2 separate regions of the Homo sapiens genome follow, and region 2 is linked to region 1. A link is a loop called in an ENCODE intact Hi-C map of the cell type or tissue named here. Cell type or tissue: PC-3. All regions are shown on one strand. Links, peaks and the distances in the headings refer to the core of each region. The heading gives the core; the rest is flanking DNA. Region 1 overlaps LOC107986384 (a long non-coding RNA gene). Region 2 has its middle 68 kb from the start of SSBP2.

The links. Hi-C counts contacts between places; a loop is a spot of excess contacts. Peaks named below come from ENCODE experiments on the same cell type or tissue, not always from the same donor. Only the 100,000 strongest peaks of a DNase experiment are listed, where the experiment ranks them.
Region 2: it touches region 1 in a loop (3-fold over the local background); 11 of 110 quality-filtered maps call a loop at or near these places.

Annotation. Positions count from the first base shown.
Region 1 is chr5:81,761,375-81,777,827 of GRCh38, forward strand. LOC107986384 (a long non-coding RNA gene) reads right to left here. Exons shown (of 3, transcript XR_001742518.1): 3 at 7,788-8,289. Among named protein-coding and RNA genes, the nearest start is that of SSBP2, 19 kb to the left of the region's middle. In PC-3, for the core only: no CTCF peak of the experiment used is centred there; a DNase peak (open chromatin) is centred at 7,947; H3K4me3 peaks cover 398 bases; H3K27ac peaks cover 1,174 bases.
Region 2 is chr5:81,810,663-81,827,115 of GRCh38, forward strand. No RefSeq gene overlaps it. Among named protein-coding and RNA genes, the nearest start is that of SSBP2, 68 kb to the left of the region's middle. In PC-3, for the core only: no CTCF peak of the experiment used is centred there; a DNase peak (open chromatin) is centred at 9,519; H3K27ac peaks cover 561 bases.

The DNA of each region.
Region 1 (16,453 bases), core at 3,354-11,353:
ATTTCCTCCTCTTTTCTATCATCACAGATCTAACTTGCTTGGAGTTCCACGTGGCTTAATGTTGCTGACAATAAGGAAACAAGTAGCACACAGTCAGCAGATTAAGTTTTCAGTAATAAGCTTTCATCATGTCACTCTCCTGCTCAAAAACCTCAATGCCTCCCCACTGCTTATAGGATAACTTCCTCTCCCCTCAGATTTGTATCCAGTATGATCCATCAGCACCTACAGCTTTTGGGAGATTAAGTAACTTAGGCATGTCTGTCTTCCCTACTAGAGTATGTACTCCTTGAAAATAGTCTATTCATTCAAAGGCATTTCCAGCTTACCTACATGTTGAGCTTGATATAGGGAAAATACATTGTTGAAGAAGACATGTCACTGCTTTCAAGCCTCAAAATTACCAATTCAGTTTGTGCCTTGCTTTTGGGAGCTACTTGCTAATGTTTCTAGAATTAAATTTTAGTCCCATTTGCTGAAGTCTGACAACCAGATTTGAATTCCCCGTTCCACCAATTATCAGCTGTGTGATCTTAGGCAAGTCATTTAACCTCAGTCTCATGAACTACAAAGTGAGATGATGTTACTACGTATTAGTGTTGTCATGAGGATTAAATGAGAAAATGCACATACTGGGTTTAGCACAGAGCTTGGCACATCATAAGTGCTTAGTAAATATTTATGAATGTTTTCTTCTCAGTAGAGCTTGTCTATAACCTATAGGGTCTGTAACCACACAAACACATATCTGATGCATACAACTCTCCTTACCTTGAATGGCTTTCCCTGTTCCCCTCTGACTCTAGCTCCTTTGTTAGTCATTCTCTGCACTTATAATCTGTATCAGATGAGATCCGGTGCATTCAGGATGGTATGGCCATAGACACAATCTGTATCATACAGACAAGCTGCCTTTTACTAGAACTTAACTTTTCCTGTGTCTTTTTGCCCAAAGACATAAAAACAGGGATATAAGAGCAGAGATAATGCTATGATTTTCCAGCAGTGCCCAAGATAGTCCCGTACTGATAGAATGTACCCGCTAACTCATTTTTGAATGTAGCGAATAGTATATGTAACACCAAATTCAACAGCCTTTTTATGGGTAGCAGTTAGTCATTGTAATGATATCCTTTTGACTTTCACAGATTCAAGGGTGAAAACTGGAATTTTGATGTCATCTAGTCACATCTGCAAAGGAGTTCCCACAATGTCCCTAGATTCCAGTAAAGATATTCTTTCTTAACTAGTGATACAACTTAAGTACTTTTCCTCACTGAATCAGCTGTAGCAATGGGGGGAAAAATTAGTCATCATTCTCCTAATAATAAGCCTACATATACTTTAAGACAGTCATCAAGTAATCCTCTTCTCCCAAATGAACAATCAAAATATTTATTTGCATAGCTAATATCACAAACGGTGTAGGCAAACAGACAAAGTCGCTCTCCTGTGAATACTATTAGCTTGTAGTTCACGGTTTAGGTGACTGTTCCGGAGTGAAATAAAAACATCTTCAGAGACTTCTACCGGTCAATCAACACTTCAAATATTTTTCTAAGCTGCCCCTGGTAATTGCAACCTTTTAAGCATTTATTGGTGGTAGAATGGAAATACAACAACAGCAGTATAGTCATCCACTCAACAAACATTCACTGAGCACCTACAGTATGCAGTATTGAGCAACACAGTGTTTGCTAAGCAATGGAGGGCATGCGAAAATTTATAGGAAGCAGTGGCAACCATAAAGAAGTTTAGAGAAAGACACAAAAATTTCCTGAGTACCTATCATGGGCTGGGCACTGCGCTAAGTCTTAGTGTGTACAGATAACATTTCTGACTTTGAGGATTCAGTAGTCTAGAGGGGAGTGTAAGAGTCTTATATGTTCAATATAGTCTTATAAGTGCTGGGAAAGATGTTAGTAGCAGTGAATATTCTGGGCCACAGAGGAATACCCCCACCTATAGCTTGCTTGATGCTTGAATGGAGACTTAAAGGAAGAATAAGACTTACCTTAATAAAAAAAAAAATTAATAAAAGTAGAGAAGGACATTTGAACAAAGGGAACAGCATGTACAAAGGCAAAAGGGGAAGAGAGACCATGCACATTCCAGAAGCTACAGGAAATTTGCCTGGAGTGGGGTGATTGCGAGGCAGTTGTGCAGAGAAAGCTGGAGAGTAAGCAGACTGATTCTTGAACAGCTTTCTATGACTACCATGAAAAAGACTGGGTTTTAAATCCTTGAATAGCCTTGGGGAGCTACTGGAGGACTTTAAATAGAGAAATGACCTGATCAGATTTGCAATTTAGAAAACTCACTCTGAAAGCTGTGTGGAGAGATAGAGAGAGAGAGGAAGCTAGTGGAGGGGACAGCACAAGGATCCAAGTGAGAACTGATAAAAGTATGAGCCACGCTAGGTAGAGTAAGGAACGGAGAGGAGAGGATTGCATGCAATCTTAAGATTTCAAAAAACTGGGACTAGTGTGCGCCCATTTCAAAAGACTGGGCAAAGTTGATCTATTTGGCCAACTTCTAGCAAGATAATATTAATGAAACACCCATAGATTTAACAGGCAAAAAGCATTTACTTTTATTACAATGCACTTACTTATATTGCCAATACATGTCCTTTAACTGTAAATTATTTCACGTGATAGAACCAAGTACCTTTTGCAGAACACATCTTTTTAACAACAGCGGAAGTTGATGAGGAAATCAACATTTTACTCTCTTCAGGTGTCTAATGTATAAAGAGCTTCCTATAATTCTCCATAAAAACACATAAACAACAAGAAAAACACAGACAGACAGACCACACACAAACACAACAATTAAAACAGGAACCAAACAAAAGAAAAAAATGTTTAAAAAAGATAGATAGATAGATTCAAGACAAGCAACATTTCAAAATTCTGACTTAGATCATTCAGACCTTGGCTGCAGAAGCCTCCAGATCCCATGCTACTCACCTGCTGTCTTGGTTAGGTTTTCAAAGGCAGACTCTGAGATGAGTATGGAATACTATATGTTTATTAGGGATCAACAACCTTGTGAAAAAAAGCGAAGGAAGTAGGATTGGACAGAGAAAGACGTTAGCTAGATTACAGGCCTGACAACGCGTACACCAATCTGGCAGAGATCTCTGGAGGAAACATTGGCCATCAGAGTTTCCTCTGTCTGGCCAAAATGTCCTGGTCTTTACATCCCAGCCTCATTTACCAGCTGCAAGCTGCCCCAGGGAGGATGTGATCTCTCGAGAGGTGGTTTTTTGCAACTGAGGCAGACCTTGAAGATGCTGGCACTCCCCAGAGCAGAATAGCATGTTTTTTCTTAAAAGAAGATCTCCTTTTCTTAAAAGGAGTTTCTCCCACACCTGCACACCCCTGTTTGGATGGCGCTCAAAGATAGAACCAGGCCATATTCTTGGCCTTGGTGGAACTATATCTAGATTGCTCCAGCCAGATGGCTATATCTCCTATACTTAGAAGTACTATTTTAGAATTATAGAAACATGAAAATTGTGTTGAGAAAAGAATTCAAAATTGAGTTTAAAATCATTTATTAATAATAAGATACCAGTGGGAATGAAATGAAAAAAAGCAGAAAAAAGTTAATAGTAATATGAGGTTATTGTTTTCATACTTTTCTGTGTATATAGTGGGAATCACAAAATGAGACATACAAAGCAAGCATGTAGGTTCATAGAACTAGAAGGCAGATTAGAAAGGGGTACAGAGCCCTCCTGAACGCTAGGAGAAAACTGGTTTCCTTCCTCCATTCAGTCAGTTACAGCCTCACCTGAGGGACCTTTACCAAGACCTTTAAATTCTCTTTGCTTGCATCACTAATACCTGAACGGTATTTATAACAGGAATACTATTATGTAGAAATATGACACAAGGTACAGGATAGAAGTGGAGATAATTTTAAAAATCAATAGAATGACTAAATAAAGACTGGCTCATCAGAGTTTAGAATATCAGTCTTTTTTTTTTTTTTTTTTTTTTTTTTGAGACAGAGTCGTGCTCTGTCGCCCAGGCTGGAGTGCAGTGGCGCGATCTTGGCTCACTGCAAGCTCCGCCTCCCGGGCTCAAGCCATTCTCCTGCCTCGGCCTCCCAAGTAGGTGGGACTACAGGTACCCACCACCACGCCCGGCTAATTTTTGTATTTTTAGTACAGACGGGGTTTCACCATGTTAGCCAGGATGGTCTCGATCTCCTGACCTTGTGATCTGCCCGCCTCGGCCTCCCAAAGTGCCGGGATTACAGGCGTGAGCCACCACGCCCGGCCTATCAGTCTTTTTTAACGTCATGGTAGAATAAGGCAGAAAATAGTGAAGATCTTTAATTGTGATTCCTGTAACTTGGTACTAGGTACTGAGTTCATAAATTCCTCATCCCTCGGAATTTATTTCTATGGTTAAAACTCATCGATTTAGATCCCATAAATTTGTAATGTTGCAGTAATACAGTTGTAGTATGTCATTCTGGCTGAGAAAATATTTTACAATGATTCCCCTCCTTATAAAGCAGGGGCCTACTAATCTTCTTCAAGCATATCTTCAGATTCTAGGCCCAGCAGTTATTTCCATAGTGTCAAGCATGGTCATGATCCATTTATCATGGCCCAATAATGACTGTATTTTTTAAACTAATTGACCTATTCTTAGAAAATATTATTTTTTCATAAAATGCAAATTATTTAGAAAATTACAAATAGCATCAACTTCAAAAAATGTATTTTTCACCAAAATTTGGATATGGGGTTTTCTGCTCCACTTTCACTTCGTACGTCCCATTGTAACCCCTTTCCCAACCCAACTAATGGAGCTCTGCCTACAAGCCATGCTATATTTCAGAGAGCTCTGTCCACTCAGGCCCAGAAAAAACAGATTGGTGTAATAATGCTAGGGTGAAAAGAGAATGGAGGAAAAAGGAGGAAGGAGGTTCAGAAATGGGTAAATTATAATATCTAAACTAAATATATACCCATATGTGCCCCCAAAATATCTCAAGACTAACCAGACCAGGCCAGTTTCCCACAAACACTTTGGTCCTTGAGTTTCTTTATAACAAGCTGTATTACTGGCCTATGGAAAATAATACACATAAAAGCTACCATCTTAATAGTTTTAGGAGTTATTTTAAAAGTTATTTAAAAATAACTTTTAAAAATCCAACAAATTAAGTTAAATGCTTTGATTTTAGAAGTGTCTATGTTTAATGAACAATTACATTAGATGCCTGTAACTGTTTTTAATCGTAAAGAAAATCTTGGTCTTAGGCACAGTATCCATCATGAGTATAACAAGAAGACCCCTGTGGCCCTCCCCCTCTATCACGATGAGCGCTACCACTAGGCACTGGACACCAGACCGTCTGCCAATGTCGTCCCCCACAGCTAGAAGCTCAACCGTCACCTTTGCCAGAAAATGGATTCTGAGCAGCACCTACTTCCTCTCATTGTTCTTTTCCAAAACAATCTCTCCAGCTAAGGTGCACTGGCTGGGTCTAGGTCACATGTGTGTAAATATATGTATATATATTTAAGGGTGCAACTTTGCTATAAGAGAAGCTGGGAAAATGTGTTTGGGGTTCATACTTTGGAAAGGCCGGACTCCTGCTGTGGGGGATTCCTGAAACACAGAAAGGGTGTTCAAAAGGTAGTAAGTGGCCACAAAAACCTAGGCATGTATCTGTAAGAGTGAAATGCCACCAAATACAGACACCGAAACGTGTGCATCAAATTACCGGTAGTGGGTGTTAAATTTTCCCAATCATGGAACTAGGAGAAATACTGGTATTCCCAGGGGAGCTAAAGAGTCATATGAGCACCTATTGCTGACATCTTTCCTTGTGCCCCGGACTCTTCCAGATGGCAGGAAGTTCCTGCTTAGGCCTCTAGCCGGGCCCGTCTCCACGAGCTGACCCTTGCTACTGTGCAGGGGTAAGCTGCCAGGCCAGCAGGGACGAGGACTCACCTACACAGGCATAACCTGCTATCCATTAACAATCTGGAAATGTAACTGACACACAGTGGAGAAAAGAAGAGGTTTCCAGCCTTGTTACTCTATATCTCCTAATTATTAGGTAAAGGGGAACATTATAATTGAGTTATGAAACAACTAAATAAAAATAGAATACCTGACAGAGAGCTGCTTTACATGACGTTTCTACATGAGAATAAACAATGCGTTCTTTGTAGAGCTTAAAAAAAAACAGGTTAGCTTTATTCTAGAAACTACAGTCTCTCGTTGTAACTAGACTAGTGCTTGTATTTGTTGACATCCTGATTTATAAAAACCTGAACAAGTTCAGTTTCAATAATTCTTTTTGTTCAAGGAACACAAGAGAAGGGGGAAAAAGATTGATGTCTGCCCCTAAAAAATGGCATATGCAAAAGATTTAGAATTCTCTTTGTTCAACTCTGGGTCAGATTTCATGAAAAAGCGATTAAAATTCCTTTTGCTCCCATTCTTCATGCATGTATGGAGGTTTGTGTTCCTAATGAGCACCAAGAAGCTTCCTCGCACAGAACTTTGTCTTTGAAAGATAAAATAACCTGTTTCCCTCAACTCTTCTCCATCTTGTTTCTCTGTTATTGACACCCCCTCCTCAACCACAACAAAGAATGTGTGCTAATTGATTCACTGTTGAAAAATTCAATTTAATGCCTAGAATTGGTGGCATGTGCTAAGTAATCAAAGTTGGACCTGAAGCAGGGGAATAAAGGGGACTGGGTTCTGTTACCATTTTTTAACACTGAATCACTATGGGGAGGTAAAAGCAAGAGTAATTGTTTTCAAGAAATGGCAAACAAGTGGTTCACCATACGTTCAGATTAATGAATTTGGTGTCGTAATATGCTTTGAGACTCTTTGTTTAGAAAGAAAGATAACAAATGAAAGTGGTAATATATAAATAAAACTATTTGGAAAGAGTCCCATGTAAGCCATGCTTTTTCATAAAATGTTAGTGTCTTTACATCAAATGATAAAAGTAAAAAAAAAAAACAAAGGAATATTCAAAGTACAGGTTCTAGTAAGGAAAAGCAACCAGATGAGTTAAAGAAAATCTCTCTATTTGTGTTATTTACACAGAAACTCCCCTTCTCCAAGTAGCCCCTTATCCTAAATGCATGTGATTCTTATAATGCAGTACCCCCCTTATCCATGTTTGCCTGTGTAATTCACTTTCCTACTATCATCCATGGCTTGTATCACTAGAGTAACAAACAATTATGATTATTTTTAAATTATTATTATTATTATTATTATTATTTTGAGACAGGATCTCACTCCGGTGCCTAGATTGGAGTGCAGTGGTGCAAACACGGCTCACTGCAGCCTTGACCTTCTGGGCTCAAGTGATCCTCCCACCTCAGCCTCCCGAGTAGCTGGGATTACAGACTTGTGCCACCATGCCTGGCTAATTTTTGTATTTTCTGTAGAGATAGGGTCTCACTATGTTGCCCAGGCTGGTCTCAAACTCCTAGCCTCAAGCATTCCTCCTGCCTTGACCTCCCAAAGTGTTGCGATTACAGGCATGAGCCACCACACCCAGCTGAGATTATTTTTTAAATGCTCTTTCAGCATAGCACATTCACTTTTGCTACAGGTTTCATTTTCAAGCAAATATAGCAAGGCATTAAACCTAATTGCTGATTCAGGCTTAGCATACCAAAGTCTTATAGATAAACAATACTTTACAGATTACTCAGAGTCCCTCTTCTCTAAATCAGTTTCTGAACCAAAGAGGATGAATAGGGCTCAAGAATACCCAGAAAGTTGTGAGACGATTTAATAGATTATCCCAGTACTGGAGCTGAGAGGCCAAGAAACAGCCCCATGTTACTGTTGCCTGGTGACATGTTCTGCCCCATCACATGCCATGGATGATGGAGAAATATGGTAACTAACATTTCCTGCCCTTCCTGCTCTTTTTTCTTGCTCTTCTGTGGAATCAATGACTCATTTATGGCATTACAGACACAACAGATGACGTTTCATGCTTTGTCAACAGAGGCATGCCCTTCATTTTTGCCAATGGGAATGTCAAGTAACAGCTAATATCTTTGAACCCAAAGTTGCCAGGAAATGTGAGGGTAAAATTTGCCCCTATTGTACTGTTTCCAAGTCAATCAGACACCACCTGGAGCTCAAATGTGACCATGGCCTACTGTATCCTGATTATCCAGTCTATTACATATCAGAGTTCTTTTTATTTCCCTCTGTCAATCCCATCTTTCTCTTGGCCACTGCACTGCTCCTCCACCTCAGTGAAGATCTAGAAGGAGAAAAAAAGTGAAATTAGTTTATTAATTGTGCTTTATGTTGGGGAAAATTATTTGGATCGAAGCATTTTGCAAAAAAAAGTAGGGTTTGAACGTTATCTGTGGGTTTGCATCTTTATTCCTATTAGAAAACCAAGTTAATTAAGAAATAGGCCCAGCTCGGTGGTTCACGCCTGTAATCCCAGGACTTTGGGAGGCTGAGGCAGAAGGATGACTTGAGGCCAGGAGTTCGAGACCAGCCTGGCCAACATGGCGAAATTCTGTCTCTACTAAAAATACAAAAAGTTAGCCAGCTGTGGTAGTGCGTGCCTGTAATCCCAGCTACTTGGGAGGCTGAAACAGGAGAATCTCTTGAACCTGGAAGGTGGAGGTTGCAGTGAGCCGAGATCACACCACTGCACTGCACTCCAACCTGGGGGACAGAGTGAGACCCTGTACCGAATAATAATAATAATAATGGTACTTTTAGATGTACTCACTCACAAAAGCCTTACTGTTTTCAAAGTCCTTTCAAATAATTATTTATTTTGATCTTCCTAAAATTCCTGTGACATATGTTGAGGTGATATTATTTATTTTTTATTTTAATATCATCATGAATTGTCTCATTTAATAGATGAAAAAACTGAGGACAAAAATGGATGAAGCTTGCTTGGGAATACCTAGCTAACAGTTGTGAAGTTGAGACTAGATACCAGCTCTTCTGACCCATGGTCCTAGATGCTTTCTGCTTGATTGTCTGCCTCTGCTCTCTGGACAGTCGCACAGTTCTTAGCTGGAAGGGTCTTATATACAATTTTCCCCTTCACGACCTTCTAGGTTCCAAAAATGTGGTTGTAGATATTGGAATGCATTGTCCCACTAGAACAATCATGCCTATTATATTCTATAGACCCCTGTGTCCATTCTCAAAAACCTATGATTGATCCACAAGAGTTAAGTAAGTTACTTTAAAACAAAATATGCTTCACAGAGCAATATTCCCTCAAGAAAGTTTCAAGGAAAAAAGTTTCAAGGTCAAATAAGTTTGAGAAACATAGAATATCATATATCCCTCTCAGAGATTTGTAATGTACATTTGCATATTAAAGGCTTTAAGTTTTCTTTAAAGAAAAGAAAACTGCTTAAAATGGTTCCATTGAGAATTCATCAACTTTATTTGACTTTGAAATCTTTTTAGTGAGTAAAACATATTAACACCCCAAACTACAGTTCCCCAAAACACGCTTTGGAAATTGCTGCTATAGAAAAATATGATGTGTGACGATTTAAGATATTAGGAGCACTTCTTCCACTGTGAGATTAAGGGTTACCCTGAAGGTAAGAGGGATGTTGGTGATCATTCCCTTGATATCAGTCAGGGACTAGAATTAGTGATGGGTATTGTTGGGACATACAAAGCAGAACCAGGCATGGAAGGATAAGGAACAGAATGATAAAGGCAAGGAATGATGCCTTGGAACACTGAGACGAGACCAGGAGGACAGGCTGGAGACACATAAATGGTGAGTGACAAGAGAGCAGCTAGCTTGGGATTTGTACCGTCTTCCTCGTTCTGCTCCCTCCTCTGATCCTGCCACTGCAGACACACTCCTGGACAAAATCAAGACTGGGAAGCAGGGATGTGGCAGAGACACAGACGGGTGGACCCAAGCATTGAGGGCTGCCATGGAAGGAGAAGCCGAGAGGAGAGAAATGCCAAGGAGCTGGAGCAAAGAGGACATCTGGCGGGAGTAACTGGTTTCCAATTGTTCTTCTCAGGAAAGGATGAAAACCAGACGCTGCTTTCGTACCCTATGTTCTCCAACAGTCAAATGACCATCCAATTTATCATCCATACAAAGACACTTTTGCACTATTAATCACCATGCGAGGACAACAGATGTAAACTGAGACTATCCCAGCCAGGCACGCAAAGATATGTGTTCACCTCATGCAATATTAAATGATAGTTGAAAGTATGGAGGAGTTATTTGGAGATTGTGGTGGTTCCTTTTTGAACTATGAACCATGGCATTCAGAAAAAAGAAAAGATAGGGAAGTATGTATTGATCATGTTAGTTATAATGACTTCCGCTTGAAATAATTTATTTAGCCAAAAATGCTTTCATGACCCCATTCAGCAAGCATGTATTGGGCATCTGTGATAGGAAAAGCACTGTGCTCCGTACTGTGGCGGATATGGAGATAAACAATACACACTATGCTCCAAAGGAGCTTCTGGTCAACACAGTGAATTAGGGGATGTGCTCAAATAGACAAGTTCCAAGTAAATGATCACAGGTGGTTATAAGAGAGCTAAGGACGAAATGCTGGGAAGTTCTGAGGAGGGGAGGCTAGGGGACACTTTGGAGATTTGACCATGCTTGAACTAGGCCTTGGGGGACAAGCTGATTATTCACAGTCTGGGGGCACAGGGAAGGGGAGATAGACCTTTCCAGGTGGTAGGACAGCAGATGCCCAGAGGAGTGTGTTTGAGGTGCCGATGGTGCAATTTGGCAGCAGTAGAGGATCCATGAAGAGGACAAGTGGGAGGTGAAGTTGAGAAAGTTAAGCTGGGCAAGCCTGTGTAGCGACTTAAATGCTAACATAAAGCAAATGGATATAATAAATTCAGGAAATAATTGAAAACTTTGATTATATAGTAGCGGACTGGGACTACCACAAAGTAGAATGTCAGCTCCTTACTGCTCTGGAAAACTTTGGAAATGTTGGGGCCAGCTCCGCAATTTTACAAGGTTGAACCCAGAAAGTGAGGGACTTGGAAACATTTGAGTTAAATATAAATATTAAGATTCTTATCAAATCTAATTTAGGCACTCGTTTTAGCTTTCTACTGCTGCTGTAAAACATTATCGCAGATTTACTAGCCTAAAACAATACAAATTTATTCTTCTACAGCTCTGCGGGTTAGAAGCCCAACATGAATTTCAATGGGTTAAAATCAAGTTGTCAGCAGGAACTTCCTTCCCTCAAGCCTCTAGGGAAGTCTCTTGAGGCCTAAGAGAAGTCTCTACAGGTCTGAGGGAAGAATGTTCCTTGGTTTTCTCCAGCTTCTACAGGATACTCACATTCCTTGGCTCATGGCCCCAGTCTTCCATCTTCAAAAGCAGCAATGGTGGATGGAGATTTCGCAGACCCTATCACTCTGACCTCGTCTTCTGACTTCCTCTTCACTTTTAAGAACACTTGTGATAATTATATTTAGCTCATGTGAGTAATCCCAGAGACTCTCCCTGTCTGCTGATTAGGGACCTTAATTCTCCTTTGCCATGTAAGTAACATATTCACAGGTTCACAGGTTCATGAGATTAGGATAGGAACATCAGGAACATCTTTTGGGTTGGGGGGTGGCTACTATGCTGCCTACCATGGCAATCTAGCAGTCAGGATCTTCCATGATTTTTTGACTCTCCCACAACCCCTGCCCCAGGCATGGGCAAATTGCCTCATCCTGTATTCCTCAAGGCACCTCTAATACCCATTGCTGCATATAACAGACTTCTACTGAAGACGCGTGGATCACGAAGGGTGATCACAGCATAACAGAAAAGCACTTACATTTGAATATAATGTCTTTTTGCTCTAAGGTTTTTGGGAGTTTTTTTAATAGCTACTTTCCCCTTTGGTCTGCCCACTCTCCCCATCTCCAGGGAATTTTTCCCTCTTATTCTCTCTTCTCCAAGCCCCAGGCCTGCCAAAATACCTCCCTCCCAATCCTCATTGGAAATGGAAAATTCCTGTTACTTTATTATTTAAAGCAATTTGGCTTGGTTTATCTTAGCTTTTCCTATCCAGGCCAAATCCTGGGCCTTCCCCTTCATAACCAAAAAGATCCATCAACATCTTCTGAGACAAATTCTTTGTCTGCAGTCTGTTTTAATTATTTTTAATAGGTACTCTTCTTCTCCGTACATGCTATCAGAGAAGGCTTTAATACCAATTTTAGAAAGAGCATTCCCTTTCCATTACAGGGAGGCGACCTTCTGTAGTACGGGGACTAATTGGACGGTGGTTTACAAAGTAATGAAACTAACAGGCAAGCGATCACCTGGGATAGTGAAACCAGCCTGAGTCTAGGAATCAAGAAAGCTGGGTATTTTCTCCAGTCGTGCCTCAAATGACCTGGGGACTTTGTGCAAGTCACAGTCTCTCTGAGTCACCATTCTGTCATGTGTAAAATAGGAAAGTTGAATTAGATGTTCTCTGGGTTCCAAAATTCTAGTTGGTTAGATTTTGTACTTTGCACTTTCTTGACGTAGAGTTTGGCTCTTGGAGAAATCAGCTCCAAGCAATCTATGTAATATTCAGCCTGTGGGTCACTCCTAAAAATTTAGAGGACTTTGATGAAATGATGAAGCTGGAATTACATATTAAAGACATACTTTCTAGTGCCTTATGGATCTCTGATCATACTGTAAATGCCTCATTGAATTAGTGGAGTTTATGTTTGTCGCCGGGGGAGTTTGACATAATAAGCAGTTGAAAACAACGAGTGTCACAGGGGCTTCTGGGACCACAGAAACTCTGCTACTATGATATCTGGTGTAATTCCCTGGGATTACACTCAATCTGGGGACCCTAAGCTTTTTCCTGTATTATTAAAAGGGTTGTTGGGATGGTAGCCAACCTGTGGAAGCCACAGTGACTGACTGAAAAGAGAAATATGACACAAATCAGAGAGTTTTGGGGCAAAGATTAATTTAGAGGTTGCATATGGGATGGAATGAAATAGTGGCAAATAGGCAGCAGGAAAACCAATTAAGAGGCTGTTGTAAATGTTGTTATAATAAAAATGTAACAGGATGCTGGATGGGACTTTTCCTGTTGTCTCAGGGTTTCCGCTGAAGCACCAGGGCCAGAGACAATAGGCAGTGGGAGTCTGCTCATTCTCGTAACAGTTCCTGAACCCATCAATGTGGGACTTGCTCACCAGGTCTCTGACTATGTATTCCATCATGCCCTCATCCTATTTATAAGGGAAATTAGTGAATCATGAAAGAGAAGACTCTGACATGTAAGGGAATTTGGAAAAATGGAAAGTGCTGTGGTTTCTCTCTCCCCTCAAATCACATGTTCCCTGGAGTTTAAAGAACAGAGGCTCATGCCTGACTCTTGACTACAGGTGGGCAGGGACAGAGAGGACAGCAATGGGAGAGCCTGATCTTCCAGACTTTGACAGGGAAAGGGGGGTGAATTTCCCATAAGTTCAACAGATAACCCGGAAGGTAGCTGGGTTCCAGGGCTGCACGCTGGACCAGAAAGAGTATTGCTTTCTTGGGAGAAGAGTGTAGTATTTGACATTCTCTTAACAGTGACCATATGGAGGGGTGAGAGTCTCCATCTCACAAAAGTGTTCCATGAAAGGAAGGGCCAGCAGATGGACAGTTGCCTGGATGGAGGCCATTTGAGAGAGTCTATCAGGAGAGAACCGAAAGAGAAGTACGAGGACAGCAGCTACCATCTCCTCTTGTTGTCCTTGCTGCCCCCCCAATCCTCCCCTATGCCACTATCCCATCCTCAACCGTAAAGGAGCCAGAGGCAGGTGACAGAGAAGGTAGAACCAGGAGGGCCAAGGAGCAGATCCTGCGCTGCTCCCTCCGCTGATCTGTGGGATCCCTGGCCTGGCCTGAGCTGAGGAGAGGAGAAACACTTTCAAGTGGGTGGCAAATGGAAGTTTTGATTTAGGTTGAACTAGATGTTTTTAAATTCTAAAAATGAACTGTTGTCTAATATCCTCAAGTAACAGGAAAATACACAGAATCTGCCTGAGGTATCATCCAGGAGTAGGAAAGGGAGGTAAGACAGAGCATGTTTGAAGGCAATGAAATTTAAAAATAAAACTGCTTCCTGTTTGTAACTCATAGAGTCCAGATCCAATAATGAAATGATATGAAAGCAATAATAAACAATGAAAATAGCAACAATAATTAAAAAAAACCATCTGTTGAACATTTACAGTTGCGCCAGACTGTTAGATACTAAAGATGCATTAATTTACTTATCCTTCCAATAATTCCATGAGGTACCCACTACTATAAAATTTAATCCCATTTAGCAGATTTGAAACTGAAGCTCAAAGAAGTTAAGTAATCTGCTACAAAATAGTGTTAATAAGTAGCTAATTTCATATCCCATAATCCATTTAAAACTAGAATTGGGTGGCAGTTATAAAAGCGGAAGGAAGCAAGAAGTGAATGAAGTCTATGTGTTTATCATTCTAATCAGGATATCATAATTGGCAAAAAGTGATGACACAATGTATGTACATTGGTACCACTTTAGTTATTATATAGCCCACAAGTAACATTTGTTGCTAAATATAAAACTAATAAATGCACATGTTAGGTAATTTGCTTTTGGTGGGTTGTTTTGTTTTGTTTTGATTTGTTGTTTGTTTTTGTTTCTCAAGAAATGTTTCTTGGTCATTTTGAAATTCCTTCCCTGGAATGCAACTGATATATTAATTTGTCATGTATGCCATGTAAATGTTCTATTAGGCATAGGGTATTTGATGGAAATAACTGAGTGCATATTCATTGTTTTAGTGATGAGGTAACAGCTTAAAATAGACACCTACATTCAAGAACAGCTTCTACCCTATGAACTCCTTGAAGTAGGGATCTTATTTTCCCCCTCGTTGAGCTCTAACCTGCATACTTATGAGGTATCTGGCACACTGTGGGCGCTTATTAATCTAGGACCTTTTCATTGAGAACCTGCTAGGTCCCAGGCACTGAATTGAGTTTTCTGTGCATATGCCAGCGCACACCTCTTTATGGGTGTGTGTTTGCAGTCTTGGCCACGCCCTTTCTGCCATCTACAGAGAATTCTGGCTTTTGCTCTGCAGCTTCTCCTCTTCCCTGCTCTCTGAGGAGAATCAGACTTTTTCCAGGTTCCTAGGCATTTCTGATGCAGAATTAAGAGACCTGGAGCCAGAGGGACAGAACTAATGAGGTGGGTGGAAGAGGAAGGAAAAGAAAGATTAGCCCTAGGAGAGCAGGACTTCGGGGAGAAGGATGAGAGAAAGGCGTGGCCATTCATGTTTCTCCCAATCAATTTGTCGTAGATTACAAACAGGGTATCTTTTATTGTGCTCTGAGAAACCCAGGTAAAGAATGTGATTTACTTCTGTTTCTAGCCTCTGTCTCTTCTCCAAGATAGGACCAAGTAGGTCCCAGTTTACATATATATTATTTCTAATATTTAGAACACCCTGACAGTGTAGGCATTATTGTTTTTAATTTCCAAGTGAGGAAAGAGCCTTAAAGCAGGCCAGTCATTTTCTCAGGGCTCCTCAGCTAAAGCTACGATTTGAATCCAGTTCTGGTGAGCCCAAAGCCTGCTGTCCTTCTGCAATGCCACACTATGTCCCCATAACCATCTGTTGAATTGAGCTGAATCAAAATGCTTCCCTTGTGAGGGGCCTCTATTTATTCTGGTATCATACACAAATGGGAAAGGCTTATTTCTGATATTTGATTCAGAAGAGAAAAGCTTAACTACTATCCTGGAAAGCAGGCCTGCCTTCTGTACTAAGCTTGCCTGTGGGCTTGATGGTTCATTTTGAAGTCCAATCACTCTGCACCTAGGAAATGGCAATGTTTACCACAAAAGGTTCAGCAAAAACTGTTGCTAAAATTGCTCTGTGGCCATTCATGTTTCTTAAAATCAATTTTTTTGACCAGGTAGCTGCCTGATGCACAGAAGTGAGAAGGAAAAGGTTTCTTCAAACTGCCAACTAAGTTACCCCAGACCTTTCAATGGCCGAATAGTAAACAAAAATAAATGCACTTGTTTTGGTGAATTATCATCTTAAATGGCTTGAAGGAATGTTCTCATGGTCTATTGCCATAGAAACCATGATAAAATTTCTTATAAATACTTCAGAAACAGGACTACCTACCCCCATGGAAAATGGATAGTGTGTACAATGGACCTCCAAGGAAATAAGTGGCTGTGTGACAGAAAATAATGTAACCCATTAAAAGAAATCTCTTGATGATCCAAGTCATAATGGATGAACTGTGTATATGAACAGAAAAGGGGAAAAAAAAAAGAATCTGACAGTCGTATGAGGTGGTTTTGGACTGGTGTTCAGACACCATTTTCCAAAGTTGCATAAACTTTCTTTCTTACTGAGGAAACATTCTGTAG
Region 2 (16,453 bases), core at 4,947-12,946, 51 kb after region 1:
AAAATAATTGGTTATGTGTATCATTTTTCTGTAAATCTTTTTAATGCTACCTTAATAGAATATGGTAGGATTCTCATATCTGCTTCTGCATTTAATAGGTTATGCTCTGTTGTTTTGGTTAAAGTATATAAAGAAATCCAGTGTTACATATATCAAGTTGGAAAAGAGAAGATTTGTCCTGGACTCTTTGGACCACATTTTGAGAATCACTGGTTTCATAGAAATACCTCCTTCTGTGAGTCACGGCCCTAGGTTTTGGTCTCTGCTGTCAGTAACCATTTGTGCCACTTTGGGCAAGTCACTAAAGTATTCTGGATTGCAGATTCCTCATTGAAACAAACAAAATAATTAACATTGTTGGATACCTACTAAGTGCCAGGCACAAGTGCATAAATTATTTAATTGAATCTTCATAACAAGCAGTTGTGTAGTGGGTAAATATTAACCTGGGAGGAACTGGTTCAAGATGCTAACATGGATGCGACTGATATTGCAGAATGGGACATGGAGCCCCGGAATGACACTCACCAGTTTAATAGCCACACTCTGATTACTTCTTTCTTTTTCTTTTCTTTTTTTTTTTTTTTTTGAGATGAAGTCTCACTCTGTTGCCCAGGTTGGAGTGCAGTGGTGTGATCTCAGCTCACTGCAACCTCTGCCTCCCGGTTTCAAGTGATTCTTCTGCCTCAGCCTCTCGAGTAGCTGGGATTACTGGCACGCGCCACCATGCTGGGCTAATTTTTGTATTTTTAGTAGAGACGGGGTTTCACCATGTTGGCCAGGCAGGTCTCAAACTCCTGACCTCAGGTAATCTGCCCGCCTTGGCCTCTCAAAGTGCTGGGATTACAGGCGTGAGCCCCTGCCCCCGGCCTGATTACTTCTTTCTGATGAAGGGTAGCAGTTTGGTGTGGGATACAAACCCAGTGCCCACTTTCCACATAAGCCTTTCTACTGCATTAATAGAATTCTTTGCTAATGTGTGCTGTGAAATATATACAATAAAGTGTGATTGGCATTAAATCACTGGTTTCTATTTCCACCTCTCCTATTCCTCCACTCCAGGACACATGGGAGGGATGAGGGAAAGAGCTGGTATCTGGGAGATAAAGGTAGGTAAAGAGGGGAAGTGATGCACCAGAAGATGAGGAACCCAGGCTGAATTGGAATATTGGTGGATGGAAGTGATGTTGGATACATGGAAGTGAAATGGGACTGCACTGTGAAGGGCGGCACATCATGAGGAGCCTCCCAGCCGCCTGGAACCCACCTGACTATTAGGGCTGGTCATGCCCATGAAGATTAGGGTTTTGGGTTAGGGTTAGCTTGCTGGCCCAAGGAAACCTTGATTTGTAGCCTTTGCCAATTTCCAGGATACAAATACCTCCACCATGGCTATCTTTAAGTTACCAACATCTGAACAAGCTGGGAAGAGATGCACACGAGTGGCTTTCAAGAGCCAGTGCCAGAGTAAGCCTCTTCTTTACACAGCAGAAGGAAGAAATTAAGGCCTAAAGAGATGAAAAAACTTGTCTGAGAACATACATGCTTTCTAAAGGATGGAGTTCCCATTGTTTGGGAGGATTAAATGAAATAATCAGGTAAAAGGGCAATGCCTCTCACAAACCAGGTGCTCCATAAATGCTAGCTTTATTATCATTGTTATTATTGCCTTTTGCCACTATACCTAGGGTGCCTTTCAGCTCTAACTTTATACAAGGTGAATTTCTAGGAAGTGGCTTATTTAGAAGTGCATGGGTGTATAGTGTGCTATAAAAATATATAATCTGTTTCTAAAGCCGTTATTTTACATCAGTATCCCAGAGTTGGAGAGATTATGCCCTTCTGCATTTATGTCTTAATTGATCTAATCATTCCCGTGAGACTTTCTGAATGAAGCTGACTAAAAAATAATGTAATTGTTCAAAGAAACTTAGGAGGCCTTTGACTAGCAATTCTTCTTCTAGGAATCTATTCCATTAAGATATTCTGTTTAGTCAGTAATACCAGTGATAGCAAAAATTTGGAAACACCCAAAAGTACACCAATTAAAAATTGTTATATAGATTTTGTACATCTATAAAATAGAATATTATGTAGCTATTTAAAAGAACAAGGCACTTGTCTATACATACTGACATTGAACTATCAAAGTAAATCTGATTATTTTTAGGATAAACTCAGTCACATTAAAAAAAAAAAACAAGAAAAAATCCATGTATAAATTCACTGTATATAAACAATAGAAAAAGGTCCAGACAGCTTATGACTGTGTACAAACTATGAATGGTAGTTTATCTGGAGGGAAGAAATAAAATGGGAATGAAGGTGATAAGCAATTTTTATTTTTAACTGTATATCTATTTTATTTTTTTACAGTGAGCCTGTAATTGTGCATTCCTTGTCTAATTTTAAATAAAACACTTTTTAAAGAGATTCCAGGATGTGATTAGATATATAGTTATATAGCCTTAACATACATGATTCAAGGTTTTCAATAGCAGACTTTGGAAGGGGTTAGAAAGTCTCAGAAAAAGAAAGAGATTGAAAGAAGAAAAGACCATATATTGACGTAGTGTCTCCTCTGCCAGGTCTCTTAGCAGTTCTCTTTTCAAATAATTTTTCTCCAATGGCTAAACTTGAGTTATTGAGCAGAAATTGTCCTTTATTCTATGGCTAATTGGAAGGACCAGTAGCTCTTTGAGTGGACTATATTAAAATTAACCTTGAATCCCATATATAAGCCAAGGCTCAGGTCTTAGTTTGTCAATACTTACTGAGCCACTTAGCTCAACTGGTGAAATCTGGGGTCAGCACGAAGCAAATTTCAAATTGTTAACCTCTTATTTTTCAGGGTTGTATTTGTATGTGTATGCATGTGTGTGTATACGTATGAGCTTGTGCATTATATGTATGAGCTTGTGCATATGTTGGAATAAGGGAGCTTCTGGTGACTTGGGCCAAGTAAGAAAGAACAAAAAAGGCACCGCTCTAAGATTGTTTTTTCACATCTTCTACAAAGTAATGATTAACTTGAGCTGACAAATTATTATTTTAAGGCTAAGAGTCATCAATACCTTAGCATAGATTAATTTAGTTAGGCAATTGTTTTTCTTTTTTCCTGACAACTAAGATGTAGGGGATAAGAAAACTAATCAGGGAGAAAGGGGAATAATTTGTAGTATGGGGCACCAAATTTTATGTGGGGAGGGATCTCTAGAGAAGCATGTGAGAAAAAGGCAAGCCTTTGAATCTGGGCTTGTCATTTGCCAAATTTTGCTTCCTAGGACAAATTTTTTAACCTCTCAGATGCTAAATTTTCTCAACCATAAAATAGGGATTGCATAAATTGCAGGACTGTTGTAAAGACATATATGTAAAGGCACCCAGCATAGAGACTAGTACATAGTGACTGTGCAATAGATTGTGGTTATAATTTGGATAGCAAGAAAGGGTAGCCAAGAAGACTTGAAAGAAACTCTGTGAATTGAAATCCATTTAAATAAGTGTCAATAAATACATAACCTTTACTTTAAACACTTACGGTTTGGATGATCTCCTGGGTGTCAAAAGTTTGAGCCAGCCACTTTCTGGAAATGGGTTGCTTACTAATAGGCATATCAGGAGCTGAGGGATACAGGAAAGGATGTAGAAAGAAACCAAAGGGAAACATTATTCCACAGTGACAGAGGGGAGCTATGATACCTGTTTCTCAAATGTATTCCTGTGGGCAAGACGACAGAAGAGAATATGTGTGATGGCTCATCCCCATTCTCTTTAAACTCAGCAGACAACCCCGGTGGGCATGTTAGGAGAGTCAGTCCCCCATGCCATCTTTCTCGAGCAAGAACCTGGTATGTTAATGCCAACTGTGCCTCACCCATAAATAGCAATGATGCTACAAATAATGAATTAGATGAGGGAGGCCAGTCCTCTGATGGAACTCTCAATTTAAATAGAGGGCATTTGCACTGAGAATGGAACTTGTGAAAGGCAGAGCCAACTGAAAGCAGGCAGGGAGATTAGTTTCTGTCATCAGTCATCGCTGACACTGGGCATTTCTGAGATTGTTGTGATGGTCAAGGAAAAAGCCTTAGAGGAGAAAATGAATCTTTTAGAAAGATGTGAGGTTGCTTAATCTGGAAGACAGAGGAGGGGTTTGAAGAAGGAGGAGAATAAGACTGGAGTGAAGGGAGAGAAAGGTTACTCGAAGAGGATTTTGAACTGACTGAAGCAAGGTGAGGAAGAAAAATGAGTTTGCAAAAGTTGAGATACAGCTTGACACTGGTAAGTGTGGTGGTGGTGATGCTGAGGACAATAATTACAAAGATTATAAAGATTATAACATTAAGCTACCCTTACAGTTTATATATTACTTCCACATTTATTCTTTCACATAATTCTCCCTGTGATACCTTGGGAGGACAAAAGATGGTAAACAAATCATCAGAATTCACTTGAAAAGCTGTCAATATCGTAAATGCAGAGTCAGATGCTATGTTTCTAAATTATTTCAGACTCATCACAACTTCAAATATGTTCTTAAGTGTCTGGCAAATCAAAGATTTTGCTATTAAACAAATTAACTATACTGCTTTTCTAGGACTATGGATTAACCATCACAAAAAGTGTCTTATCATCAGTCAGGTAGAACCTTCACATTCCACAGAGCAATGGTGAAAAATCCAACCCACTCAAAAATGGTCATTCAACGTCGGTAAACTTTCTGTACACACTGAAAAATGTCCCCCTCTACTAAACATTATTGTAAAATACTTGAAAATCTAAATTGAAATAGTTTCTATAAGAGCAGATATAAAGGATTAAAATAAAAATGGCAAGGACAACTGCAAGCAAAAGCATTGCAGAGTCAGCAAATATTACATTTAACTCCACATTAATTCTCAGAAGGAATTTAACGCAATTTCCTTCATTCTAACTCAAAAATTAATTTCTGTATACTGTCCTTGAGATTTGGATTGGGAATGAAAAAGAGAAAACTATTGAAAGTATGAAAATTTGACATGAATTAATCAGCCAAGAGTTCAGACACTGGGGACTGAAGATTAAACTTTATAGTTTAGAAACCCAAGGGCAGTACTTTTTCTTATAAGTGTACCTCACATAAAAAAAAAAAAAAAAAACCTCTACTAATATGTATATTTCATTTACAACATTCAAGTGAGGAGGTAATTTTTATGGCATTCCAAAAAGAAGGTACAAAGAGATTAAACAATTTATAGAAAAGTCAAGGAGGAGTCAACGCTAGAACAAGATGGCCCTAATCCCAGCATTATCAGTATTTTAGACACAAAGATAATCTCATTCCTCTACCCATTCATGTTAAAGCCTATGGAGGATGAGACATTTGAGCCTTAAAGACTCAGAGAAAGAAAGTTGTCATTGTCCATGGGGTTTTGGCACTCAGAAAGAAACCTTGAAGGTCTTAGTCGTTGCTGTGTTATTCCAGGAGTGATGGTGGTTGCACAGCCCTATGATCATCTCCGTCCACTGCTGACAGCCTGTTGAAGCTATCAGTCACTGCCTGAAAGAATTCAGTCCAGAAGATTAAAGTGTGAGGTTTGCATATAGGGTCATCTGCCCTGGTCTTCCCCAGGGAAGATGAACACAAGTACTCTATGGGGCTAACATTCAGTTTAGCCTACATGCCTCTGTGCAGTAAAGAGCTTAGTTTGTAAAAGTTGCCTAATCCAGATATATAGAGTATCTGTTCCTTTTCCAGAGAATAATCTAAAAAAAAGGGTGAGCAAATGAACCTATAGAATCTGCCAGCCTTCATCACGTTCAAGCCTAGTCAACTTATGAAACAGCCTAAAACACCACATGCTATGTTTAGGGACTGGATTCCATATCTCATAGAGTGAGTGAACTTTTCATTTTTGTCATACAAAATCAAGTTGGTGCACTTGATGTAAAGGGGAAGCCAGGGATAATTCACTCTGTGCTAGACTTTAAGGCCCTTGAGGACATAGTGATTTTGTTTCCCTCCACATCCCTCTAAGACTCTCATATTGCTTGATCTGTGGAAGATAGTCTTTTTACGTGTTCAATCAACAATTATTAGCCACCTCCTGTGTGGGTAACCAGACTGGAAAATAAAGTATAAGATACAGTCTTTGCCAAAGAATTGGAAAAACTGAACTTACAGAAAACAGCTGAAAGCATGGGCAATGTATAACATGATACCAGGAAACTAAGTATGCACCTAAATTTTAAGGGAGGGTCAGCATTACTCTGAGACTGGAAACCTAAGACACAAATTGCTTGCTCTGCTCTTTGGAGCTTTCCAAATATTCCATTCCCTCATTCTTCCTATTAGTGGAAAACCCCAAATAAAACAGAATTCGTTCACACTTAAAGATGTGATTTCCCACTTCCAGGAAGATAGAGTAGTGTACTTTCCCTATTCCTTTCACTAAGTACAACCAAAAACTCCAGACATTATGTATATAACAAACCTAAGAAACCTCTGAAAAGTGGCGAGAAGACTTTGGATTAAGTAGGGACCTCATGACCCAAGGAACAATACGGTGGTGAGTGCCCTGATTTTCTTTTTATTCATTTTTCCCAGACTTGGAACTAAAGAAACCAGCAACCCAGAAACACCAATGGGCACAGACAAAAAATGTTCCAACGAAAGCCTGCTCTCTAGCCAAAGGACCAAGAAAAGGGCAATCAAGCACAGAGAACTTTTAGACAATAACTGCTCTACTCCAGCCAAACACCAAAGAAAACACTGTGGCTCTGTCCACACCCACCAGCAAAGGCCAATAGGGACCCTACATTTCCAGCCTGATGAAGCTGTAATGAGGCACCCCCATACTTTTGTTGAGGTGGTGTCAGAAAAGGCAATGTGGGGAGCCAGGACTTTGATCCCCACTAACTGGTAACAAAACCTCGTGATAGAGCCCTGTCTTGTAAGATGTAACCTCATGTACCCTAGGTAAAAAGTACACGGGGCCAGGCACGGTGGCTCACACCAGTAATCCCAGCACTCTGGGAGGCTGAGGTGGGAGGATCACTTGAGGTCAGGAGTTCGAGACCAGCCTGGACAACATGGTGAAACCCTGTCTCTATTAAAAATACAAAAATTAGCTGGGCATGGTGGCAGGTGCCTGTAATCACAGCTACATGGGAGGTGGAGGCAGGAGAATCATTGAACCTGGGAGGTGAAGGCTGTAGTGAGCCAAGATCACGCCACTGCACTCCAGCCTGGGCAACAAGAGTAAAACTCCGTCTCAAAAAACAAAGTACATGGGATCTCTCTGCATTATTTGTTACCATTGTGTATGAATCTATAACTATCTTAAAATCAAAAGTTTAATTTAAAAAAGTAAAGGAATTGAGGCATTTGTGACCATTGAAGTGCCTCTACTGAGAGAGAACATTTCATCCTAGGGTAATCCACAATAGTAACCTAAAAGTTAGGAGTGCATATTCATTTCCTGTGGCTGCTCTAACAAACGACCACAAATTTGGTAACTTGAAACAACAAATTTTTTTTTCTAGAACAGTTCTGGAGGCCGGAAGTCTGAAAGCAGTATCAGTAGGTGGAAATCAGGGTGCCCAGCTTCTGGTGGCTGTGACATTCCTTGGCTTAAGGTAACATCACTCCAATTGTCAAACCTCTTTCTGCTTCATCTGTCTATTACCTTCTCGTCTGCACGTATGTGAATTCTCCCTCGGCCCCTCTCTTATAAAAATACTGATAGCATTTAGGACCCACATGGTAATCCAGAATAGTTTTCCTTTCTCAAATTCCTTAATTGAATCACAGCTGTAACAGCTGTATTTCCAAATAGGGTAACATTTACAGGTTCTAGAAATTAGAACCTGACATCTTTGGGCAGTCATTATTCTGCTTACCACAGTGTGCTAAGCAGTCCACTGTGCAAATGTGGTGTAATTTATTTAATAAATCTACACTTGGGGTGTTTTGTTTTCTTTACTATAAACATGAACAAGGATACTTTTGCATTAACAAATAGTTTTGGAATATCTATGCTGTGTCAGCTTCTCTTTTAGGCACTAGGGATAAAGCAGTGAAGAAAACAGACAAAAATCCCTCCCTTATGGAGATCATCTTCTAGTAGGAGAAGGCAGATATCGACAATAAATGAATGAGTAAAATATACAGAATATTAGTTAGTGATCATTGTCATGCAGGAAAATGAAGCAAGGAAGGGGGATATGAAATACAAGGGAGTTGCATGTTGCAATTTTATTTTTTGAAATGGGGTGGCACTCTGTTGTCCAGGCTCAAGTGCAGTGGTATGATCATGGCTCACTGCAGCCTCTAACTCCTGGGCTCAAGGGTCCTCCCACATCAGCTTCCCAAGTAGCTGGCACTACAGGTTCATGCCACCACACCCAGCTAATTTGTTTGTTTGTTTTTGTAGAGACAGGGTCTCCCTATGTTGCCTAGTCTGGTCTCAAACTCTTAGGCTCAAGAAATCCTCCCACCTTGGCCTCCCAAAGTGTTGGGATTACAGGTGTCAGCCACCCAGCCTGTGCTGCAGTTTTAAATGCGGGATCAGGAAGACCACAGTGAAAGGGTGAAAAATGAGCAAAGGCCTCAGTGGGATGGGAGATCAAGCCCTCTTTATTTACCTGGAGGCAGAGCAGTGTGGACAGAGCAGTTTCAAGTGCCAAGCTCAGAAGAACAGCACAGAGTCTGGGCGCCTGGAACAGAGTGAGAGGAAGAGTAGTAGGGACTGAGATATATCTCTTAGAACCCTTCTCTACTTATTTTTAGATAGGATTAATACAACGATTACTAATTTGTGAGTGTTTCCTTTCTGTACCTCCGCAATAGTTTTGGTCTCTCCTCCACCTCCTCTACCTTTTAGGAAGATGCATTCTTGGTCCAAGGCGGGAGAGCCTGGGTCGGAAAGGAGGAATACTTTGACAAAGAATGTTTGAGGATCACAGCTACCACGTATAGGGATAGTGACTTGTGGGAGAGGGTGAAAAGGGGCCTAACATGGTATGTAATTCTGTGAGCCCATCAGATAGGGTTTGGACTTGCGTCCCCACCCAAATCTCCTGTTGAGTTGGAGGAGGGGCCAAGTAGGAGGTGATTGGATCATGGGGGCAGGCTTCTGCCTGGCTGTTCTTGTGATAGTGAGTTTTCACAAGATCTGATGGTTTAAAAGTGTGTGACACTCCCCTCCTTGTCTCTTTCTCTCTCTCCTGCCACCATGTGAAGAAGGTGCTTGCGTCCCCCACGCCTTCTGCCATAAGTTTCCTGAGGCCTTCAGTCATACTTCCTGTTAAGCCTGCAGTACTGTTAAACCTCTTTCCTTCATAAATTACCCAGTCTCAGGTAGTTCTTTATAGCAGTGTGAGAACAAACGAATACACCATCCTTTCCATGGGAAAGTGCTTGAGTTATTCTGAAATTATTTTGAACTATGAATTTGCTTCAAGTTACATGAACTGTATATTCCAAGACACCATTTGGGGACTGAGCTTCATGAGTCATGGTGTTTGTTCAGGATAAATTCTGACAAGCAAAATTGCTGAGCCAAAAGGAATACTTTCCATTTTGATACACAGTATCAGATTTCCCAGAAAGGTGATATCATATTACATGCCCAGCAACAACTTGCTCCCCACAAGCTCACCCCACTGAGCATTAACTCTCTTTTTGTCTTTGTATGTTATGGGAAAAATGATTTCTCAACAATATATGATAAATCTGCATCTTGGCAACATGAGGGCAAAGGTCTTTTTCTATGCTTGTTTGCTATTTGTATTTCCTCTTTGGTGAACTGTTTGTTCATATCCTTTGCCTTTTTTCTATTGGACTATGCATCTTTCCTTATTGGATTTGCTAGAGACTTTTATATTTTCAGGATATTTCACTTTTGTCTGTAAAATACTGCAAGTAGACTTCCCAGTATAACAGGGGTTCTTGAATGTATGCAACAGAAAATAACTGGCTCCTTCCAGCAGAAAATGAATGTATTGAAATGATATTTGGTAGATCACAGAATCACTGGAAAAGCTAGAATTCTAGACTTTGAAAATAGAGCAGCACCAAAGGAAGCAGGGCCAACCACAAGCCCAAACAACACTGTAGGAACTGTCTGATGAGGACCCCACCAATACTGACACTGGATGCTGAAAGCCACTCCTGGCACCTCTGCCCACCTGGTCTTGGAGATTCGATGCTGATGCCACAAAAGTGGACTCTCTTCTGTCTTGATTCAAAGTCCTGGGCCAGAGTGTCTGATTGGTTGAGCCTCCATCACAGCCTGCATCCCCATTGCAAAGAGCGGGAACAGAGAGAGTGACTTTCAGAACTGTTCATCTCCAGTGTTGGAGAGTGGACCTTGCTCTTCATCCAGAGTCACACAGTGGAGAACTCCCCATATGTAAAAGGGGAAGCAGAGGCGAGGCAGAAACTGACAGAGACTGAGAGCCCTATACTCAGCTTGTTTAAATTTAAATTTTGTTTACAGTGCTTTTAGCTTCACAGAGAATTAAATTTTCTGGGTGAGTATATGAAAATATTTCCTTTATGATCTCAGATCTTAACAGCTCTGCTGTCTGCATACCCTCTCCCACCTTCCTGAATTCTCCCAGCTGAACCAAGTAGGCCTGCATTTTTTCTTTTTAAGGATAGTCTGAGCTTGTATCAAGGGCTTTGCAGACTATCCTTTGAGTTTTAAGGCAGCTCTGGTACCCCAGACCTTCCTCTCATGTCAGAAATGTCCTTGACCCTCAGACATGGGCTCTGGAGGCTAATTATCTCAGGTGGTGGCCTGTCACCTTCTAGGCTGGAAATCTACCACCTCTGAAAATGTTTAATTTTCAGTCTTTTAGACAGGGGACTTTTTCTGACCTGTTCATCAAAGTGTGTTTTCATGACTAAGGAGTCCCCTAACTCTCCTACTGCTATAGGTATATTTTATTACTCAGTTAATTTCGACTGGCCTCGTATCATGGGATACTTGACATTTCAATACCTTAGGCATTAAATTGAAAAACACCTAATTGATCATTTTCATACAGTAAGTTTAAGTTTCCCTTTCCTACTCAAAAGAATGCAGCGTAGTCTTAGGGACACTTGAATATTTTCTACTGGTCTTTGAGGGGCTCAGTCACCTTTGCTCTCTTTGTCTACATGGTTAGAAACCTGTCTGTACATGTTGAGCAGACTGGTATGCTTATCACATGCTAGAGAAGTTTCTGGAGGGTTCTCTGCCTGTTCTGTATATTTCAAGAAAGCCCCAATGCTGGTTCCCCATCCATGGCCCTCCTCCAGACTCAGTTGTGGAAGGGGGATGGGGAATGAAGCAGGTATGAAAACAATGGGGCCACACTCTTCTACAGCCAGGATACTCCTTGCAGAGAGAAGGCCCAGCATGGCATCATCAGGAATGGAGCCTAGGCCCTGGCACTCACAGGTGTCCTGGAGGAGTTGGAGCCCAGATATGGGACATCCAGTGTAGGCAAGCAAGAAGCTTGGAGACCAAAGTCCCTGTGGGTGATGGAGGGAAACTTACCAGAGAGATAGCATCTGGAATGTTTGGAGACTGGCATTAGGTGGCAGCCCAAGGAGGAGTCCAGGGCAGAGAGGCTGAAAATTGGAGGAAGGGGGAAGGCTCCTGGTCTAGGGCTCAGGGGCAGGGCTCCTGCCCCTGGGAGGTCTGCAGTGAGGACCTGTGGCCCCAAGCATCACCATAAGCAATCAGGCAGACAAAATGAGTCAAAGATGTGATCTTTAGAATGGGAGAACAAGCTGGGGCTGAGACAGAATTGCCTACGTTCAAATCCCCATTCTATCACTTATCACCTATGTAACTTTGGTCAAGTAACAGACTTTCTGTGCTGCAGTTTCCTCATCTGTAAAATGAGAATAAATTCCTGTAATCCCAGCACTTTGGAAGGCTGAGGCAGGCAGATCACTTGACTCCAGGAGTTCGAGACCAGCCTGGGCAACATGGCAAAATCCCGTCTCTACAAAAAATACAAAAACTAGCCAGGCATGGTGGCACGTGCCTGTAATCCCAGCCACTGTGTCCGGAATTGGTGGGTTCTTGGTCTCACTGACTTCAAGAATGAAGCCGCGGACCCTCGCAGTGAGTGTTACAGCTCTTAAGGTGGCGCGTCTGGAGTTTGGTCCTTCTGATGTTCGAATGTGTTCGGAGTTTCTCCCTTCTGGTGGGTTCGTGGTCTCGCTGGCTCAGGAGTGAAGCTACAGACCTTCCCGGTGAGTGTTACAGCTCTTAAGGTGGCGCGTCTGGAGTTGTTCCTTCCTCCTGGTGGGCTCGTGGTCTCACTGGCTTCAGGAGTGAAGCTGCAGACCTTCGCGGTGAGTGTTACAGCTCATAAAAGCAGCGTGGACCCAAAGAGTGAGCAGTAGCAAGATTTATCGCAAAGAGCGAAAGAACAAAGCCTCCACAGTGTGGAAGCCCACGCCCACCCGGAACTCCAGCTGGCCCGCAAGCAACGCGCGCAGCCCCGGTTCCCGCTCGCGCCTCTCCCTCCACACCTCCCTGCAAGCTGAGGCAGCCGGCTATGGCCTTGGCCAGCCCAGAAAGGGGCTCCCACAGTGCAGCAGTGGGCTGAAGGGCTCCCACTTTGGCGGCGCTACTCGGGAGGCTGAGGTGGGAGGATTGCTTGAGCCTGAGAGGTCAAGGCTGCAGTGAACCATGATTATGCCATTGCACTCTAGCCTGGGTGACAGAGTGAGACTCTGTCTCAAAAAAAAAAAAAAAAAGAGAGAGAGAGAATAATAACAAAGCCTACCTCATAGGAATTTTTTTTTTTCTTTGTGACAGAGTCTTGCCTTGTTGCCAGGCTGGAGTGTAGTGGCGCAATCTCGGCTCACTGCAACTTCCACCTCCTGGTGAGAGGGGACAGCGTACTGGCAGTCCTCACAGCCCTCGCTTGCTCTCGGTGCCTCCTCTGCCTGGGCTCCCACTTTGGTGGCACTTGAGGAGCCCTTCAGCCCACCGCTGCACTGTGGGAGCCCCTTTCTGGGCTGGCCAAGGCCGGAGCCCACTCCCTCAGCTTGCAGGGAGGTGTGGAGGGAGAGGCGCGAGCGGGAACCGGGGCTGCCTACGGCGCTTGTGGGCCAGCTGGAGTTCCGGGTGGGCGTGGGCTTGGCGGGCCCTGCACTCGGAGCAGCGGGGCGGCTCTGCCTGCCCCGGGCAGTGAGAGACTTAGCACCCGGGCCAGCGGCTGCGGAGGGTGTACTGGGTCCCCCAGCAGTGCCAGCCCACCGACGCTGCGCTCGATTTCTCACCGGGCCTTAGCTGCCTTCCTGCTGGGCAGGGCTGGGGACCTGCAGCCTGCCATGCCTGAGCCTCCCACCCCCTCCATGGGCTCCTGTGCGGCCGGAGCCTCCCCAACGAGTGCCACCCCACGGTGCCCAGTCCCATCGACCACCCAAGGGCTGAGGAGTGCAAGCCTGGCATGGGACTGGCAGGCAGCTCCACCTGCAGCCCTGGTGCGGGATCCACTGGGTGAAGCCAGCTGGGCTCCTGAGTCTGGTGGGGAGGTGGAGAACCTTTATGTCTAGCTCAGGGATTGTAAATACACCAATTGGCACTCTGTATCTAGCTCAAGGTTTGTAAACACACCAATCAGCACCCTGTGTCTAGCTCAGGGTTTGTGAATGCACCAATGGACACTCTGTATGTAGCTGCTCTGATGGGGACGTGGAGAACCTTTATGTCTAGCTCAGGGATTGTAAATGCACCAATCAGTGCCCTGTCAAAACAGACCACTGGGCTCTACCAATCAGCAGGAAGTGGGTGGGGCCAGATAAGAGAATAAAAGCAGGCTGCCCGAGCCAGCAGTGGCAACCTGCTGGGGTTCCCTTCCATAGTGTGGTAGCTTTGTTCTTTCATTCTTTGCAATAAATCTTGCTGCTGCTCACTCTTTGGGTCCACACTGCTTTTATGAGCTGTAACACTCACCGGGAAGGTCTGCAGCTTCACTCCTGAGCCAGCAAGACCACGAACCCACCATAATGAAGAAACTCCCAACACATTCAAACATCAGAAGGACCAAACTCCAGACGCGCCACCTTAAGAGCTGTAACACTCACTGCGAGGGTCCGCGGCTTCATTCTTGAAGTCGGTGAGACCAAGAACCCACCAATTCCGGACACACTGGGTTCAAGCGATTCTCATGCCTCAGCCTCCCGAGTAGCTGAGATTACAGGCATGAGTCACAACCCCCAGCTGTTTTTTTTTTTTTTTTTTTTTTTTTTTGGTAGAGACTGGGTTTCACCATGTTGGCCAGAATGGTCTTGATCTCCTGACCTCGTGATCGGCTTGCCTCAGCCTCCCAAAGTGCTGGGATTACAGGCGTGAGCCACCACTCCCGGCCAGGATTGTTATGAGAAGCAAATTAAATAATATATGTAAAGCGCTTAGAAAAGAGTAGGTGTTAAAAAAGTTATTATTAGTCAATATTATTATTAGCACAACTGAGATAATCAAAGCAGAAGAAGCCTTAAGGCGGTCTTGATGTGGAATCACCAAAGTGGTTTAGTTATTCTTCAGTTCCCTCTAAATAAGGACAAGATTGGTCACAGATCTGGGGTAAGGATAAACTACAGACAGGGCTCAAGTGGTAGAAGAGAGCTGCAGAGGCAAGGAGCCAGGAAAATTCTTGCAAATGTAGTTGGGAGAATCACATTTTATTTTCTGGCAACTCTGACACATAGTCATTGTGCCCTATGGCCTATCCAGAATCTTTGGGCTCCCTGGGGCTAGTGCTAGAGATGTGAGTCATGAGAGAGAAGAGTCTGGAAGGCCCTCTGCCACCCTGGGGCCTCTGCCGTAGGCTGGCTCCTCTAAATCTCCAGGGTGAGCAGTGGCCACGAGAGAGAGCACGCACCTCTGGCCTCATGCCAGCCCTCTTCATGGACCTGCTGATCACAAGTGCAGCTGGAGTGTGAGGCATCAAAATACATACCCTATTTCACAAGTCATGCCCTCATCAATCCCTCTTGCACACATTAAGACAAAAACATGGCATTAAAAATAGTTATTTACTGATAAGAACTTATGAACATAAAGAAGGAAACAGCAGACACTCAGATCTACCTGAGGGTGGAGGCTGGGAGGAGAGAGAGGAGCAGAAAAGATAGCTATTAGGTACTAAGCTGAATACCTAGGTGATGAAATAATCTGTACAACAAACTCCCGTGACATGAGATTATCTATGTAACAAACCTTCACGTGTACCCTCGAGCCTAAAATAAAAGTTAAAAAAAAAATTTACCATCATAATAATGGCTACCATCATTGGCAGTTTAATCATGTGCCAAGGTACCATGTACTATGTACGTAGCTAAGCGCTAAATATCGATTGCTTTTATTGCTCAGTTAATTTCAATTACTTCAGTTGGTCTTCACAACCTTAAGAGGTAAGTTACTGTTTCAGCTTTGCAGATGAGGACACAGGCTCAGGAGGGTTGAATAACTTGACCACGGTCAAATGGCCAGTAAATGGTAGAGCCAGAATCCAACTCAGGTAGTTCAGTATGGAGCCTGAGCTTTTAAGAGGAGGGGAGGAAAATGCTTTGGAGTAACGTTTCTAAATGAAATACTGCATTTTTGACAGCAGACAGTACTGTCTGCTGCCTTCCTTGGTGAGCTAACACCAACTTGAAACAATTGCTCCCTCCCCAGGCAGCATCTGCTTTGGTTCTCCAAGGAAATTGATTCACTCTGTGGAGACTCTCTTTGGGAGAGGCCAAAGTTCCTTACAGCTTCTGGGATCACAAAACCCTTTTCAACAAGATCCCTTAGGCCCAGGCTCCTAAAAACTGTGTAATAAATTTACCATCAAAACAATCTCACTTGATCCCTCTGAGACCATCATGCTACAAACAAAGGTAAGATGATATTCCTATAAATATTTCTCCTGTGAAATCATTAGAGTTTTTTCCCCTCCTATGCTAAACTGTATTCTTCAAATTTAATATAATTTCATAGTTCCCCTAAATCATTCATGGGTATATATACAACATTCAACTGTTCTACATCCTGTCATTTGAATAAGAATGATTATTAAAGTTTAGGCTGATTCTAAAATGCAAAAGCATTTTACTGTTTTTCATATTAAAAATGCCATAATGAAATATTTTTAAATGTTATAGCAATTATCTTTTCACCGCACAAACCTGCATTGTCAACTATGCCACATTAAAATGTTAAATCACTACTTTAATATCAATTTATAGAAGGAGAGAGAGAAAAACCGCTAAAATTCATCTTCTGTGTGGTGGGTTTCTCCACATCTTAGTACATGTGGTCTGTCATGGTTGAGACGTGCTGTCTTACACAGGAAACACCACAGATTTTAGAGGTCTTAGACTTGAAATAACAGGGAAGTCCAGGGATTGTGTATTTCTTCCTCATGTAAAAAAAAAAAAAAAAAAAAAATTAGGGGCCGGGCGCAGTGG